Regions from separate parts of the Mus musculus genome. Here all the other regions are linked to region 2. The links are chromatin loops, found by intact Hi-C in ENCODE. Cell type or tissue: heart. All regions are shown on one strand. Each heading gives the region's core, and the rest is flanking DNA. Links, peaks and the distances in the headings are about the cores only. Region 1 overlaps Dock4 (dedicator of cytokinesis 4). Region 2 overlaps Dock4 (dedicator of cytokinesis 4). Region 3 overlaps Dock4 (dedicator of cytokinesis 4). Region 4 has its middle 8.4 kb from the start of Gm40403.

What was found. Hi-C counts contacts between places; a loop is a spot of excess contacts. Peaks named below come from ENCODE experiments on the same cell type or tissue, not always from the same donor. Only the 100,000 strongest peaks of a DNase experiment are listed, where the experiment ranks them.
Region 1: a loop joins it to region 2, with 1.9 times the contacts of the local background. A loop is called at or near these places in 3 of 42 quality-filtered maps.
Region 3: a loop joins it to region 2, with 1.8 times the contacts of the local background. A loop is called at or near these places in 4 of 42 quality-filtered maps.
Region 4: it touches region 2 in a loop (8-fold over the local background); 6 of 42 quality-filtered maps call a loop at or near these places.

The regions. Positions count from the first base shown.
Region 1 is chr12:40,678,285-40,682,510 of GRCm38, forward strand. All of the region lies in intron 12 of Dock4 (dedicator of cytokinesis 4), which reads left to right. Among named protein-coding and RNA genes, the nearest start is that of Dock4, 230 kb to the left of the region's middle. In heart, for the core only: CTCF peaks have their summits at 1,715 (motif pointing left) and 2,492 (motif pointing left); no DNase peak of the experiment used is centred there.
Region 2 is chr12:40,497,184-40,501,409 of GRCm38, forward strand. All of the region lies in intron 1 of Dock4 (dedicator of cytokinesis 4), which reads left to right. Among named protein-coding and RNA genes, the nearest start is that of Dock4, 53 kb to the left of the region's middle. In heart, for the core only: a CTCF peak has its summit at 1,978; DNase peaks (open chromatin) are centred at 1,928 and 2,568; H3K27ac peaks cover 1,238 bases.
Region 3 is chr12:40,562,484-40,566,709 of GRCm38, forward strand. All of the region lies in intron 1 of Dock4 (dedicator of cytokinesis 4), which reads left to right. Among named protein-coding and RNA genes, the nearest start is that of Dock4, 120 kb to the left of the region's middle. In heart, for the core only: no CTCF peak of the experiment used is centred there; a DNase peak (open chromatin) is centred at 2,018.
Region 4 is chr12:40,254,415-40,258,640 of GRCm38, forward strand. No RefSeq gene overlaps it. Among named protein-coding and RNA genes, the nearest start is that of Gm40403, 8.4 kb to the left of the region's middle. In heart, for the core only: a CTCF peak has its summit at 1,823; a DNase peak (open chromatin) is centred at 2,997.

The sequences.
Region 1 (4,226 bases), core at 1,182-3,681, 180 kb after region 2:
AAAGTACTTCCCTTCCTTCTTGGTGAGTCTTCATTCTTCTTACTTTGTTCTATGTTGCCTCCTTGAGGAGAAGAAATGACAAGCCCAGCTAGGCTTTTTCGGTCCAGTCAATTTCATTATTGAATAGGAAGCACTCTACTGACTTATATGAGGCCACAAGAGAGTAACCAGGAGGAGTCCTGTTAAGAAACCAATATTGATGATGTCACAGAAGCCAGAGATCTCAAACCAGACCAATGACTCATTAATTGGCAAGTAAAGATGTATTGACAGAAGGGTATACAGTATGACACACTGTGACACACTATAACAAGGGCAAAGAGCAGATATGAGGGGCTGGAGAGATAAGCTGTACTGGTATATGTGATTTTAAAAAAGTGAAAACAGAGTACCAGAAAGTGTTGAGTCAGGAAGAGAAATGGAGTCCGTTCTATAAAAGGGCTGCTTTCCCTTCTTGTCACCCCATTCTACTCCTTGGCCATTGGTACTGGGGGGGTGGGGAGGAGAGGAAGAGAAAGACCTTTAAACTTGCTCTTGAGACAATTCTCCCAGCCAGTTGTAGGCCTTTCTGCCCCACTGATGTGCTTCTCAGTCTCGGTGATGTCATCTTGTCTGTGTGATGGGTCAATGGGTTCATCTAGGTAAATGGCATTTCCCTCTAACCTAAGACTTTGTTGAAAGGAATATTAGCCACCTTACCTATTACACTTAGAAAATGGGAGAAAGTAGTGAGTTAAATGGCTAAAAAAAATTGAATTAATATAAATGTTATAATTAGATTAAGTAATTTGAAATTTTAATAGTTCTGTTAGATGAGAATTTCTAAATGAATTAATATAATGACCAAATATTTAAAAATATTTGAAATTCTAAAAATATTCATTAAAAATAAGCCAGATTTTAGCTTGCTGAACAAAAATGATTATTATAAATGTCACTTGTAGTAGATGGCAGTTGAAGTCCAGGGATGTGGAACTAGACTGAGCCCATGTTATGTATTTAGGCAAATTTGTAGGTAAGACTTAAGTCTATGAAAGTCACTGACAGGGCTGGTGAGAGAGCTCAGTGAGTAAAGGACTTGCTGCCAAGCCTGATGACCTAAGTTTGATTCTTAGTGCTCACATGGTAGAGGGAAAGATGCAACTCTTTCTGGAGGTCCTGGGACCTCCACATTCGGGCACATCTCTGCACGCGCGAGTGTGCACATGCACACACTAAACACACACATGTAAAAACTTACAGTATATTTCAGCATATAGTAACAGAAAATTTACAGTGTTTACCTATCATTTGTGTATTTATGTGTAGTTTGCACGCATATAAAAAAGAACTCATATTTGTTAATCAGATACATTTCTTGACTCTTTGTTTTTTGCCTTTGTGAGATGAGCATGCACAATTCTACCCTTCCAACTCCATTGTAACCCTGCGAGATTTCACAGGAGTTGTTACAGAAGGAGCCTGCCCTTTCTATCAGGGAGAGTGGCATGGCTCTATGCCAGCTGTAATAGTATTCCTTAGGTGATGTTGCAGAGACTTCTGTAGTGTTAGACTGCGGTTTTCTGTTGACAGTCGGATCTCTGCACACCAGTGTAGTCAGTTGATTCACCATCCTGCAAGTGATATAGTACCCGAGGACTTTTATGGGTGCCCCTGGCTGTTGAGTGCTGAATTATAAATTGCTTTCTCAGAACACTAAGATTAAATTAGTACTTTATGGCACCACCTATTGGCTAAAAAGATAGTGTGTTACTTTTTTGTTTATTTTTTGAAGTTCCTAATTATTAAACCATTCTATCTTTTTAATCCTTTTGAACTTTATTTCATAGTTAATTCTGTTCAATTACAAAGTAGTGAGTCATGCAATGACTTACTCATTTACCATAGGATGATATTTCATTTCATTCACTTTATATGTATTTCCCAAACGCAAGTATGTGGGCATGTGCACACGGTCGCATGATTCGATAGTCCTAGGTAGCTGAGATTCTTAATATTGGCCTCTTTGCTCCTGACTTGTGTGCATATGTGTACATATGTATGTCAGGGTAAACATACAGACGTATAGATCTATATAGTGAATCCTATATGCATATTTGCAACTCTTTGTTAACTACTTGAGAGCAAGCTGCTTACTCTATTTTTACACCCCCAGCTATGATATCCAGTGTATAATAGCAAAATCAGGAACTCAACATTGGTGTACTAAGATTTCTGACATATAGAACCTATTAAATGTTTGACAGTGTTCTCAATGTCCTCTGTAATACAAGAAAACCAAGGCTTTGTCGCATGTGGTGGCCATATCCTTTCAGTTTCTCTTTTCTTTTCAGTTTTCTTTTATATAGTTCAAAATGTGAGACTGAAGAGGCTGGGGAGATGGTTCACTGGTTAAGAGCACTCACTGCTGTCCCAGGTTCACTTCCTGGTACACTCATGGCAGCTCACCACTGCTGTAATCCAATTCCAAAGGATCTAGTGCCCTCTTCTGGCCTCAGTGGGCACCAGGAATGCATGTGGTACATATACATACATGCAAGCAAAACATCACTCATGCACATTAACACTTTTTAAATATAACATTAAATTGTACTCTAAGATACTTTAAAGAATATGTGTAGAATTGATTAAAAAAAAAAACCTCTGAGTTTAAGTTATAATCTAATGGAAGTAGTGATTAGAGTTTAGCATTATTATATACAGTAGTTGTTATTTCTCTAACTTTCTCATGGTCACTAAGATCTGCTTGCTATTTGTAAGGTACACAAAATGTTGAAGAGCTGAACAGTCATGTATACTACTGTAGTATTGGAAATGTAGCTGTTCTTCACCCATCCTAACTTCGTGACTGATCCTTTAGTAACTAAAGAAAGATTAGGAAAAGAAAGTATTTCAGACTTGCTTCATGTGTTCAGATGGGGAAACCCACATGAGAAGTGCTGAGAAAGTAGGCAAGCATAACGTTTTTACAGCAGGTTAATGAGGAATGAACAGCCAGAGAAAACCATGGCAGAGTTCCCAATCTCATGGCAGTAAGCTGTGTGTGTGTGTGTGTGTGTGTGTGTGTGTGTGTGTGTGTGTGTGTTACAAAATTTCCTTTATCAAGTTCTGCTTGGAAGAACTTCCCCTTCAAAGACATGTAGGCTCTCCTCAGACATGAAGGAACATAATTTTTGACCCATTTCATGGAAGAAAGCCTAGGAAGATTAGAATGACCTTCTTGTACCTTATGTCTTTCAAAACAGTCCACTGAAATTCAATCTTTTGGGGTAGCATATTCTGAGGTCATTACTGTGCAACACACACACACACACACACACATACATACATACATACATGAAATAGCTCTCAGCCAGTAGATTCTTATGTACTTGGCATTATGAAAAAATAAAAATAGGTAATGATATTTATAAGAATGAACACATACCCAAAACCACTAAACTAAAAGACATAAACCAAAACTTTGACATAAACCTGTGTGTGTGATGAAAACGTTGCTCTCCTGAATCAGAATCAAGAGTGGAATTTTAAAATGGAAAATAACAATTAGTCAAAAGACAACGTTAAGGTATTCTTATGGTGTCATCCTCCGGTTAGTATAGATCCTCCAGCTCTCGTCTTTAGCCAGTAAATTTATTTTGGTTAAGACTGTGAAAGCAAATAATTCCAGATGCCTCTATTGTGTCTTCATTTGACATGCATTAATTTATGTGTTGGGCCTGTCCTGTTTTCTCTATAAGTTGTAGCCATTGGCTAATCACTTCCTTGGAATAAAAACATCAAAGCATTTCCCCAATTGAAAACTAGGAGATCTTTGCACCACTAGCAGTTACAATCAGCAGAGGCCGCTTGTGCTTCTCAGTCCCGCATGTTAGGAGAGCATAGCAGGTAGGGCTAGCCTCTTTCCAGATCCCAGGAAACATGATGGTGATTAACTTTAATGGTCAACTTTACTGGATTTAGAACAAACCAAAAGGCAAACTGCTTGTGCAAGCTGAGGGGAATTTTCTTAATCTGATTATTTGACTCAGTGAGACCTGCCCTAATTGGTGCTTCCCCTTCAGCAGCACAGATAAAAGAAGGTAGAAGGGAGCTTTGCTTTTGCCTACTTGTGTTCACTCTTACTGGGACATTCATCTACCAGGCTGTTGCTCTGACATATCAGAACTGCTATGTTATACAGTTCTGACCATATCTGAGTAGTGTCAGTATTAATGACATAAATT
Region 2 (4,226 bases), core at 982-3,481:
AGGGTAGCCTTAGTGAATAATAGACCATGTGAATCGTCATCTTCTTTCTTCTTAAAATTACATTCACTTCCCATGTATGTATGTATGTGGCAGTCAGAGAAGACCTTGTGGGAGTTGGTTCTCTTCTCTACTGTGTGTGTTCTGGGGATGGAATGTAGGACCTCTGGCTTGGCAGCAAGCACCTTTATTGAGGAACTCTCTCTGGACCTGAAGTAGAGCCTTGGTGTCCAGTATTGTGGTGCATGCTTACAATACCAATACTTAGGAGATAGTGGCAGCTTAGACGCTAGCTTGGGATACATGATGCTATGTCCTCCCAAACCAATATACCAAATACCAATACTTAGGAGATAGTGGCAGCTTAGACGCTAGCTTGCGATACATGATGCTATGTCCTCCCAAACCAAAACTCAGACCTGGCTAAAATGCATTGCTTATCCATGTGTGTTTCTAAAGAGTATCTTCAACTTGAATCCCATGTTATTTAAACTAGGGATACAACCATATGTATAAACATTATTAAACAAGAAGGAGCTGTCTTTATACTTTAATAACTGAGTGTGTTGTTTACTGTATGTTATTAAGAGTTCTGCTTTGTTAAAATACATATATTTCCATTATATATCATTTGTGAATTGATGTATTTGGAACTTTTAAGAGATAATTCTTCTCCTATTATTTATTTAATAACTCAGAGAACCCAGGCCTCTGTCAGAGCAGTCGGTGCCCTTAAGCACTGAGTCATCTCCCCAGCCCCGAGTCTGTTTATTTATTTTGTCTTCTAAGTAGCTAAGTTCTGTGACTTGAGTGCTGTGGCCTGGACTTGAGAAGTCAGACCAAAATATCATTTCCATGCAAAAATCCTCCTCTTGAGTATATTTCTGTCTAGAGGTACACAGACCAGGGCTTACTACGGTAATGATGAAATTGGGTGAGCCTGAAGGAAATATAAAAACCCTGCTTAATGATCCAGTTCGGTTTTTATACAGATTAACTGTCATTAAGAGAGGAATGGCCTGCCGGTCTGGGTTCCTCGTTCTCTGAATAGATAGCTCTGGCACTATAAACCGGGAATATCTCTGAATGTACAACACTGTAGTTGTTGTAAGCCCCGAGGCCCCATCCCGGAATGACAGATGCTTGCATGTCATTCAGTTTTATGTGTGCTAAACTAATCTCAGTGCAGTATGGGAGTGTGTTAGTGTGTGTATGTTCATATGTTAAGAGGTTTTAGCATCCCGAGTAATGAGACATGGACAGTTAAAACCCCAGGCGCTGCTCAGGGATGTGTTGAGTGGCAACAGCCTCTGTCTGAACTCTCCTGATCCCAGGCCCTTCTCCAACTGGATTCACCTTTTCTTTCTGCAAAGCTTGCCTGTGATCTCTTCTCTGTGGTACCCGAATCCTTGACAGTTCTCCAAGTCTCTGCCTTGGAGCAACCTTGGCCTGAGTCCTTTTCACAGTGGAGATTTTGCTTCCTTTTCCGGGGAACTGATCCCAGAAAAAGAAGCCCAGCTTTAAACACCAACACGTGTGTTATACCATGATAAGGAAAGAAAAGAAAAAACAGAATCCCATGTGACTTCTTAGGATGAGACCCTGTCCATCCCTCTCTGCAGTCTTTGAACTAGCCGTCCTAGTAGATTTCCTTGGGAATCCCACAAGTCTTATGTAGAGAGGAGGAGCGGCTAGCACGCTTTAGGGGCCTGGCATTTTGCTGGTGAGAGTGACTAGGGATGCCTCCGGTGGAAAGACAGTTGTTTGTAAATCCACTGTGTATTTTCTCAGCTGTGCTAGAAATCCTCGTGAGTGAGGACCAGATTATTAGCTTTGGCATCAAGGTTTCAAACCACACAGCCTTGATGCCACAGCCCTGACTCCTTGCTGACCTGGCATCCTGGAGAAGCGCCGGTCCTCTTGGACCTATCCCAGGCTGCAGCTGGGAACTGGGCGCCTAGTGCCATCTGCCTGGGCAAGTACGGAAATGCCAAATGGCCTGGCAGTTTTCAGTGTGGCCTTTGGATCCTCGCTGAGCCATATGGTGCTAAAATGTCAAACTGTTCCTGAGTGTGGGCCACCGTTGAAGAGGCTGGAGAGAGAAGGCACACTTCAGTTGCAAGGTCTGCTGAAGCTGTTTGTTGTCTGGCTGCTGGCTCATCACGGTTACTTTAACCGTCTTTTGTTGAGTAGGGCTTAGCTGATAGTGGTCTACCTACCTCTTTTGTGAGAACCGCAAGCATGCTTGCACGTACACAGTATGTATCAGTGACAGGGCCTCTACGAAGTCTCTGGAAGGAGTGTGTAACACCCTTAGGCTGTGGTCATGGAAAGGCCTGGGAGCCAAATCTCGTGTTCCTTTCTGTTTCAGCTCCTTTGCGTTACATTCTGGCAATTGTTCTTGCCGATGGGTTGACAAAGCACACTGAGAAGTTTACAGTCTCTGTGTGAAGAGAAAACATAACAGGGACTTACAGATGATCCCAATCAAAACATCCACAAGTGTTAAGTGAGTGAGTCTGGAGGGAATGCTTGACTCCGAAGGGGGAGGAGGCGGGAGTGACATGGTTCAGATGAGGTTAGCCCTGGCAGGCTTCCTAGAGGACAGGGCTGGGTGTGGGTTTGGCCCATGTCACTCTTCTTAGGTCTTCTGGGGACTTCACATAAATACACACTTCTCCTGGCCTGGGGCCTCTAGCTGGTTATAAGGGTTAGAAGGGCAAAGGGAAAAATGTGTGAGTTCAAAGAGGTGTCTTTAGAGCTGGAGGAGGGGGGCAGCAGGAGAGTGCCTCTGACTTTAGTCAGATGCCCTTCAGAATGCTTCAGTTTGAATCTTTCAAAGATCACTCGTGTGGATGGATGGCAAAGTGCTATAGCTTGAGAGACTAGGACTCTAATGAATCATCATTGATTTTTTTCTCTCTCTAGTTTAAATAACTTCATCCGTTGTGGTTGATAAACAAAGAATTGCTTCAGTTTTCCTGACACCATACTTGAGCAATATATGCAAGCTCAGCTAGAGGTATTCTAACCAGCTTCGCCTCATGTCAGTGTGGTGACATTTGGGGACTGGTGGCCCTAGAGCCAAATAAACCAGCTTTTTGCTATTTCCAGTACTGTGGAAGTTGCATCTGTACCTAGGAGTTAACCCAAACTTTGCAATTCTGTGGAGAATTATGTTGAGTATTCTAAAGAGAGATTTTTATCCACTTCCACCCCCCCCCTTTTAAACTTTAACCAATTTTGAAGTTGCCAAAATGTTGAAAAAAATAAACAGTCTTTTTATCGTAAACTTAGGCCATTTCCCCCAATGTTTGCACTTGGTTTCTTCACAGTAACTTTATTCTAGTCATTCTCTTTTTTGCATTGTTTTGTTTTTTGTTTTTTGTTTTTCGAGACAGGGTTTCTTTGTATAGCCCTGGCTGTCCTGGAACTCACTTTGTAGACCAGGCTGGCCTCAAACTCAGAAATCCACCTGCCTCTTCTTCCCGAGTACTGGGATTAAAGGCGTGCGCCACCACACCCGGCTTAGTTATCCCCTTTTTATGTACACATATTAAAAAGCATTACATGTATCCACAGGAAGGTCCATGTATGTGCATTCTCTGCTGACCTCTGGGTGATGCAGCTTACAAGCAGTAGTACACCATACTATTCTGATCTAGCGAAGTGCTGTGGAATAGTGAAAATAGATATCACATGCATGAATGCTGAGGAAACAAAGCATGTTGCAGAAATGCATGCAGAGCAATGTTGGGTGTTGAATTTTCATGTGATGTAGTGGTGCAAATATGTCTATAAGCATTTTAGGTTTACGCTAAATTCAGGATTCTGGTTCCTTTCATAGTCATAAAGGATGTTGGGAAGTTTTCTATAATACTTACAACATTTCAGCTTTAAAACACAGTGACAAGCTCCCTGGAGTATGGTTTATTATCTTAAATACATTTTTAATGTCTAAAATGTTTAGTTTTAAAATAATAAATAATATGAATACTCAGTTTCTGTAAAGCCATTCATTAGAAATGCATTAGTGATTAGCTTTTCTCAGAAAGGTGCACACCTTCCTTGATTGAAAGGCAGAAGGGAGAGGTTTGCATAATTGGCCTTTACTAAAAGCATTGGCTCTGAACTTGGGGCCAATGTAACTAAAAGTCAGATGAAATCCTGCCGCCCCTGCTTGACCTTTGTCTCTTTTCCTTTGGCTCACATCCTTACCTTTGACATAG
Region 3 (4,226 bases), core at 1,064-3,563, 65 kb after region 2:
CTTATAGCTGTTTCTTCTGCAGTGTTTCAGTCAAATAAACATATTATCATACCTTAAATTTGCTCATTTACTCTCTTTTACCCCAAAGGTATTCAAATGAATAGCTTTTTATGAAATAATTGAGAGTATTAAGCAAAAATTATAAGTATTATTCAAAGCTTTTTAATGCCGACATTCAGCATAGACTGTTGCTCTGGTACTCCAGATAAATAACTGGCATGTTAACACACACACACATTCATAAATGATAAGTCTCTTTGAAGGTACGTGAAAGTGCTAGCATTTCAAACTCCAGTCAGTTAGGACTCCAAAGTGCATGGCGCTGTGACTCATTATGGAGAGCTGATGACTGACTTATGCCTGAGACTCATTCTAAACACCTCTCCCGTCACGCTTCCCGTCACTGGAGAAGCAATTCATAACTCTGTCTTATAAGCAATCTACGTTTTAAACATACTCTAGTTTCCATAAATATTTTGTAATATAAAAAGTATAAAAGAAAAAAAATCTTTCACTTTCCTTCCATATAGTCCTTCCTACCAAAACCATGTTACTATTATATTAGGTTTTTTTTTCCTTCCTAATGAGAATGAATGCAAGTAGGTTATTCCTGCTAGTGTGGCATGGGTCAACTTTTGTTGTGCGTTCTTTTTTCTGTTTTGCTAGTTTAGTATGGGGGCATTCAGATAAGGGAGGGGAAGTTTTATCCTAAACATTATTTTTCTCAGAGAAGTTTACTGATTCCGGGATTTGAAGTCCTGGTTCCCGGCAAACTTCAACTTTATTCATGAGCATTTAGCCCCTCTTTCTCTGTTCTTTTGATTCTTACCTCCCTATTTTTTTTCTCCAATTTTTAGCTTCTTGGTGAATAAAATCACGCAACTCAACCCCATTTACCTCATAACTTGCCATTTATTCTGAACACCTCTCTTCGTGCGAAGAATCTCCAGAGTGTTCATGCCTGTTCCCTACTGTGAGAAATATCAGCAGTCGGCATCCTCACAGTGCTAGCTATTTCTTAATTGAATGTAATACTACTTCCTGAACCGTCTCACCTGTGCAATGTGTCCTTCTCAGCTACATTATCTAGGTTGCAGAACCTGAGGCCCCACAAATTGAAATGTTCTAAGATCAATTTTGAGTTACCATGAAAAAAATTTTTTTCTTTAATTTCATTTTGTTGGGTAAAAAAAAAAAAAAAAAAAAAAAAAAAAAAAACAACCCTGACCATTCTTTACAGAGAATTTAGTATTCATGTGAGAATCACAAAAAAGAAGTAACCAGACTTCCAAATTAGATGAGTGTTTGGGGAAATGTGAATTAAGTAAGCCACTGGAGGATATCCAAATATTGCAAAACATGTTTTGAAAATACCAAGTGGAATTCCATAAATAATAAAAAAAAAATGAAAAAAAGAAAGAAAGAAAGGAAAAAAAAGCCATCTGCCTTTGATCACCAACTAATCTGTGGAAGTGTCCCATGGTGTCCCAAACTCTTCTCAGCTGTTCATAAGTTGACCATTTAATACGAAAACAGAATAGAAAGCATTTAACCCTTTTGCCAAATCAAACTTGTTTTAATGAACTCTGAGTTTCCAGATCCAGAGATACTGAATATTATTCTAAAATGTTTTGAGGACCCTCAGTTTTCTTTCCCAGTCAAGTAAGCAGATATTTCTTGCATTATCAACTGTAAACAAAACGCTATACCTGTTTCTATTGGCTTAAGCGTAAAAGTTCACAGTTCACCAATAAATTACCAAGGACTGTTCTAACTAAGGGCTGTTGTTGTGTGCGGAATCAATTACAGTGTTTCTTATGTGGATACCTAAAGCTCCTTAAAGGGAATTTTTATTCATTGCAAGAGAGTCTGGGAGACTATAGATGTGGCAGACTTCCCCCTCTGTCAGAGTTGTATTTTATGGTCTACTTTAGGAGAGTAGAGGAAGTCACAGTGCAAGGACACAAGGGATAGTGCTGAAAAGCCGCTGGTGACTGCAGTGCTCTGGCAGGGCTTTAGGAAGTTCATTCCTGCTCTCCTCATTTCCCTGGGGAACTGTGCTGTGTGCTTAAATAAGGACAGACTTTAAACTCACAGTGTTTGCACTGTGGCTAGTTTTGTGGGTGTCTGGGGTGTTTTGGGGGTGGGCAGTTATATCTGGTTAGAAGTCTCTTATTAGGATAAACCTCGATCCAAATGTTGATGTCATGTCATTTTGTGGCCTGAACTAAATAAAGTACCATCAATCTGTCCACAAGTGTGACCCAAAGACTGGGAACTCATTTGTACCTAATTATATGATATTTAGTGAATTGTATCTGAACTGCACTCCAGATTGTCCCAGGTATCAGAGAGGAAATGTATTAGTCTTAATCTTTGGACGGGATACCCACTCCAGGCCATTGCTGTTCTTCACCTTCTTGCCTTCCAGGGCTCTGCCATCCCAAGCCTCACCAGCTCACTAGCACTGGTGATTGTCCCTGTTTGAGCCCTGCTTCCTCTCCCTGGCAAAAAATCCCTTTTCTGGCCAGGCCAGGCTCTCCATTCTTAGTCAATCAGCAGTATTTCTGTTTTGTAAGAGCCTGTCTTTCTGCCATTTTCTTTCAGGTCAGTCCCTTCTAACCATGTAATGAGATGCTTCAGCCTCTGACTCCTCCACACTTTTTCAGGTTCTGCCAGTATGATCTTACTTCTTAATTGGTGTGCTCATATTTAGCATGCCATATTGCATTTAGTGTGTTAGGTGGAGCCAGGGCTTTCCCACTTTTTTGTGCAGTGTACCTTAATATAGAAAATGGTTACCTGGATAGAGAAGTGACACTTAAGAAGCATGCAAGGATAGACGAATTCTCTAAAACGGCGAGGATATTGGAAGTGTGGGGACCAGGGTGTGTTATGAGAACGTAAACAGTTCTTGTAAGTGGAGAACTGGAGCAGGTTCTGAACACCAGGAGCTCCTTCGGTGATGCTACTGCAGCTGAATGCTGAAGGTCACTGGGCAGCTGGGATCCAGACAGTCAAGGAGGGACGGGCTTGTATCCTAGTGCCAAGACTTTAGAATGGCAGCTTAGGCTACACTTAGGTGATGTTATGAGACTAGGACACTCGCCAGTTAGACTCCAGTGCAGCCTGAGGGGCTGCTGCTTGCTGCTTGTGTCACAAGCATTACCTGAGTGGGTGGGGATGGATAATGAAGTCACAGACAGGGCACCTGATAGGCTTCCTTCTCCTCCACTGTCCCACACTCCCTAAGGCCATATTGAGAACAGCAGTTGGCCAAGCTAAAATAGGGTTTGCAGGTCGTTGGGTGAGCATCGAAGGAGGTGGTGAATTTAAAGCTGATAGACAACAGGCTTAGAGATGAACACAGACAATACTTAAGAATCTGTTTAGCTGCTTTGTGTAAGAATTGTACCTTATTTGTTATCACAAATCTGTATATAACATACACACACACACACACACACACACACATACACACGCACGCACATACATGCATGCATTGCTTCAAATGCAAAACTCATGGCTAGATACTGACCCAGGTAGACCCGAGAAGGTTATAAACATATGATATTTAACTTAAACTACTTTTCAAGTCTAAAAAATTTCTGAATTAAACAACACATATGACCCTTTATTCAATGAGAAGGGATCATGGATTCCAAGGGCCTGGCATAGTGTCCTGTATGTAGTAAAGGGTCCATGAGATAAAAATAAATGTTGGCTCACTTGCCATGGTGCGATATATTTTTATTAGGTAGGTTTTCCCCAACCCCAGAGGAGAATTTCAAAAGATGTCAGCTCTTTGTCATCCCATGGAACTACTACTTTTCTTTTCTTTCTTTTTTTTTTTTTTTAAACTCTAGGAAAGTAAGTTGAAACTATTTTACTGAGATTCTGGGAAAGGAAGTAGAAGTCTTTATGGTTTTGGAGGCAGTAATGATTCAAGTATTAATTTTAATTTTGGTTTTAGTAAAGCTAGTTTATTATATTGTGTGTGTGTGTATATATGTGTGTGTGTATATATATATATATATATATATATAATATCAGCCTATGACAGTCAAGAAATTTCTATAAAATCATACTCAGAGGATCAGATGTTTAAGATCACTCTCAGCTATATAGTATGTTTAGGACCAGCCCTGAGTCACATGAGACCCTATCTCAGAGAGAGGGGGTAGGGTGGAGCAGAGACAGGCAGAGAAACAGAGAGAGACAGAGAG
Region 4 (4,226 bases), core at 665-3,164, 240 kb before region 2:
TCAATGGAGCTCCAAATCAAAATCCAAGAGAAGCAGTTGCTGCAGAACTTCCTCCAGACGCTAGATTGTCAGGAATCGCTCAAGCGGAGAGAGGAGGTGTGAGCAAAACTTCCATACCTGCATGTGGAATCAACACCAGCAGTGTCAGGATGAATCTGGGACTGTGTGAACTTCAGTCCTCCAACTTGCCCCACAGAGAAGGGGTAGTCTTACTGGCCTTAACTAAGTGTGTGTGCTCTGCCTTGACCACTGTGAATAGGCTAGGGATGCCTGGCAAGGCAGGACAAGCTCAGGGGGATCTCACCCAAGGAAGACCAGGGAGCTGTTAGGCCCTAGTTCCTCTGGCTATGGTCTCGTTTGGTTTGTATTCAGCTGACGGTGCTGAACGTGAATAACGCAAATCAATGACAAACCGATGCAGAACGACACTCCCAGTGCACTGGGTGACAACTTTCTTAATGAAACTGAACTCCTGGCTTATTGATGTCTTGATAAGAAGTGGGCGCTACAGAGAGATTTTCATGCCTGGTATACACATTGTCAAGTAGGCATTTGCTAGACAGACCCCAAAACCAGCAGGATAAAGTATATATCCGAGATCCACATGGATGTCTAGTTGGCATGTTCTCAGAGAGGTTTCAATGTTGCCAGCAGAGGGCAAGAGAATATTTACCTGTCTAAGAACTGTGGACTTAACCACGTTTGCAACGGCGCTGTGGAGGTGTCTCTGGGAAAACAAGTTATATAACCATTATGAACATGGACCTCTGGGAGGAAAATGTATTTAGAAACTATATGTTGGAATCAGAAATGAATCCCCATTAGCATTGCAACAGATCATTTTTACTTATAAAAAAAAAGACCTTTTCTAAATGGTGCACATATTTTTTAAAAAGATTTATTTATTTATTTATTATGTGTAAGTACACCGTAGCTGGCTTCAGACACACCAGAAGAGGGTGTCAGATCTCATTACGGGTGGTTGTGAGCCACCATGTGGTTGCTGGGATTTGAACTCAGGACCTTCAGAAGAGCAGTCAGTGCTCTTACCCACTGAGCCATCTCTGCAGCCCCACATATTTCACTACAGATCCTTAGATGCTTGACAAAAGCATGGGCCTATTTCTAAGTAGTGCAAGTTGATATTTTTTAGGAACAGATTTATTTGAAGATCCTATAGAAACATTGTCCCTAAAACCTTAACAAACATTAAGGGGCAATGGCAGCGATTTATTATATAGATTTCAAAACTAAGTTTCCTTAAAGCATGGGAAGCATGCAATGACATTCACCGAGGAGACTACCATTGAAAATAAACACAGACCATGGGTAGGTGAAGGACAGAGGAAAGGTCCTCCAGTAGGCAGAGGACAAACATAGGATTAGACCTTAGGGAACCTGTGATGTCAGTGGCCAAGTGTCTGCTCTCCCTAACGCTTATCAGAAGTTTACTTGTTGTTCTGACGTGGCCCCACTGGAGGGGTTGTGGCACAGGTCCTCCACGTGTTGAAAATGAGCTAGGGTTTGGGTAACAGACCTGGGTGTGATACCTGGAGCCGCTGGAAAGGGGTTAATATTGTAGTAAATTTGAAGTAGCAACAGGGGGGAAAGTCAGCTGGGCAAAAGGCCTGGGATTCTGGCTCTACCACAGTCATGATCTGGATGAAGTCTTCTGCCTCTGTTTGTTTTTATTTTGTTCTGTGTATTGTGTTAGGTGTGTACCTAGAGCCTTGTGTGTGCTAGGCATGTACTGAAGTGCTGAGCTACACCTCCAGTCCACATTTTCAAGTGTTAAATAACAGTTTGCCACTAGGGGATCCCCAAGGTTCCTTCCTATTCATAGAGTCAATAATGGCTTTTGTGTTGTCCCCACCTTAACATTCCCCATCTCAGTTAACACATGAGCTTATAAAAGTGAGAATAAGATGCTAGTTTTTCTGCAAAAACAAAACAAAACAAACAACAAACCAGGTAATTGAGGAAAGGACTCCTATATGACTCTAATAGGCCTTTCCAGTAGGAATTTCTGATTTGAAAGCACAAGGAAATTAATATCCTTTCATTTATTTCATGTGGATGGGTTTGTGCATGCTTCAACCTGCTTCAAGCTGTAATGCATATTGCTTGTATATAACTGTATTCCTTGGGGCTTCTTCAGTAGACAGGATACTTCTTCAATGTGGAGAGGCCATTACCTGCCACCAAATTTTAGACTGTCTGCAGTAGCTGACATGAAATAAATGTTCAGTCACAGAGACTTCCACTTGAAGGAACAAGATATTTAGAACCAGGCCTTTCCAGAACTGCCCTTCGCACAACAGTCATGCCTGGCAGAATTGAGGGCACTTGACTGTAAGTATCTGCTTCTGTCTCAGTCAGCTGCTGGTACGGCCTCTCAGAGGACAGCCATGCCAGGCTCTTGTCTGTAAACATACTGTAATAGCATGAGTGTCAGACTTTTGTGTCTTCTTCTTCTTCTCTTTCTTCTTCTTCTTCTTCTTCTTCTTCTTCTTCTTCTTCTTCTTCTTCTTCTTCTTCTTCTTCTTCTTCTTCTTCCTCCTCCTCCTCTTCCTCCTCCTCCTCCTCTTTTTTTGTTTTGTTTTGTTTTGTTTTTTTCAAGACAGGGTTTCTCTGTGTAGCCCTGGCTGTCCTGGAGCTCACTCTGTAGAACAGGCTGGCCTCAAAGACTCTTTCTTTTTGCTTTGATCAGTCCTCACACTGCTGTCAAGAAAATGAAGGAAAGTCTTTATTGTCAGCCCGTCTTGTCTTCCAAACGATCACTCATAAAAAGAGCAAGTTTTGAGCAGACATTTATTTAGTCTATGGCATCCACCAAATGAGTCTCCACAAATTTAATCTCTACATTTCTCCCTCATTGCTTAGTTTGTTGTGCTTCTCGGGCTTTTCTGTGAAAAGAACTCTATTTTAACAGACTACCAGATTATTCCTGGAGACAGCCCTAGGCCAACTCTGCACGCACGCGTTTCTGCAATAGCCCAACAGAGGGCAGCACAACACTGCTGGCTCCTCCCGTGTGGGCTGCGGTGGTTGTCAAAGGATTTCAGTTTTGAAAAGCTGAGCTCCTATCTGCTCAAGAATTTAGAGTAGAACTTTAGACAAAGGATCTTTAATTGCATGCCGATAAAACGTCAAAACTATTGTGCATGAAGTAACTGGGCTTTAAAAAAATAACTTTTAAAACAATGCATTCAGGATTAGGTGACAGGCTTGCCGCTGTGAGCAAAATTCTTTTTTTTTTTTTTAACTCATCAAAAAAGCTTCAGCCTGTGAGGAAATTCTTACAATCTCCTCTGTAAATCACTGGGCTGAGCCTTCCTACCTTTGGATTACATAATAGTACCATATGCCAAAATGGATGGTCTGCAGATTCGGGTAACCCATTTTTAACTATAAAGGAGAGGTTTTGGGTTTTTTTGTTTTGTTTTTTGTTGTTGGTTTTCACCTCCCTGTGAAATTTTTAATGACGAGTAAGAGCGGTTGTTTGGAGAAGTTGCTTATTTCACAGAACGCAGCTGTTATGCCTCATGTTAGATGTGAAGAAAGGCATCTGAAGGTGACCTTTCCTCAAGTCTTCTCCATCATAAATAACAATAAGAAAAAAAAAAAGGTTTCCCCAGGTTAGGCAGAGGTTTTTCAACCAAGGCATAGATAACCTATCTGTGCCTAGACTTATGGGGACAGCGGCTTTAGGGTTTCTAAATCAATTCCTAAGGCACCAGTAGGAAACTTAGAAAAAAAAATTCAAGTGGGAAGGTTTCGATTTCTATTGAGCTTAGACACATTCTGAGAGGGAGCATTTAGTGAACAGAAAGATCCAAAGAGTCTGAGGCACGTGTTACTGCCCTCAACGGTATTTAAGGATTCAGGAAATGCAAGAGCTCTCACTGGACATCAGAGCTCGGTACTCCATCATGTTCTCTTGATTTCCAAAAGATTCCAGATCCGTCTCTAACTCGCAAAACATGTTAAATCTAAATTAAAAAAACAGAAATAAATGAGGTACACTGTCAAATCTCAGGGTGCACAGCCAACGAATGTCCTTTCTATGCAGCTGGGAGCCCTTAAGAAGGGCCTGTTCCGCTTCAGCCCTCCAGCACATGCAGGACCAGTCACCTTCTGTTCTCTAAGCTCCATCCTGGGTGGCATAAAGAAGCCCCCTCATGTGTGTGTGCTCCTCAACTTAGGAGCTATAGTAAAGCCGCCTA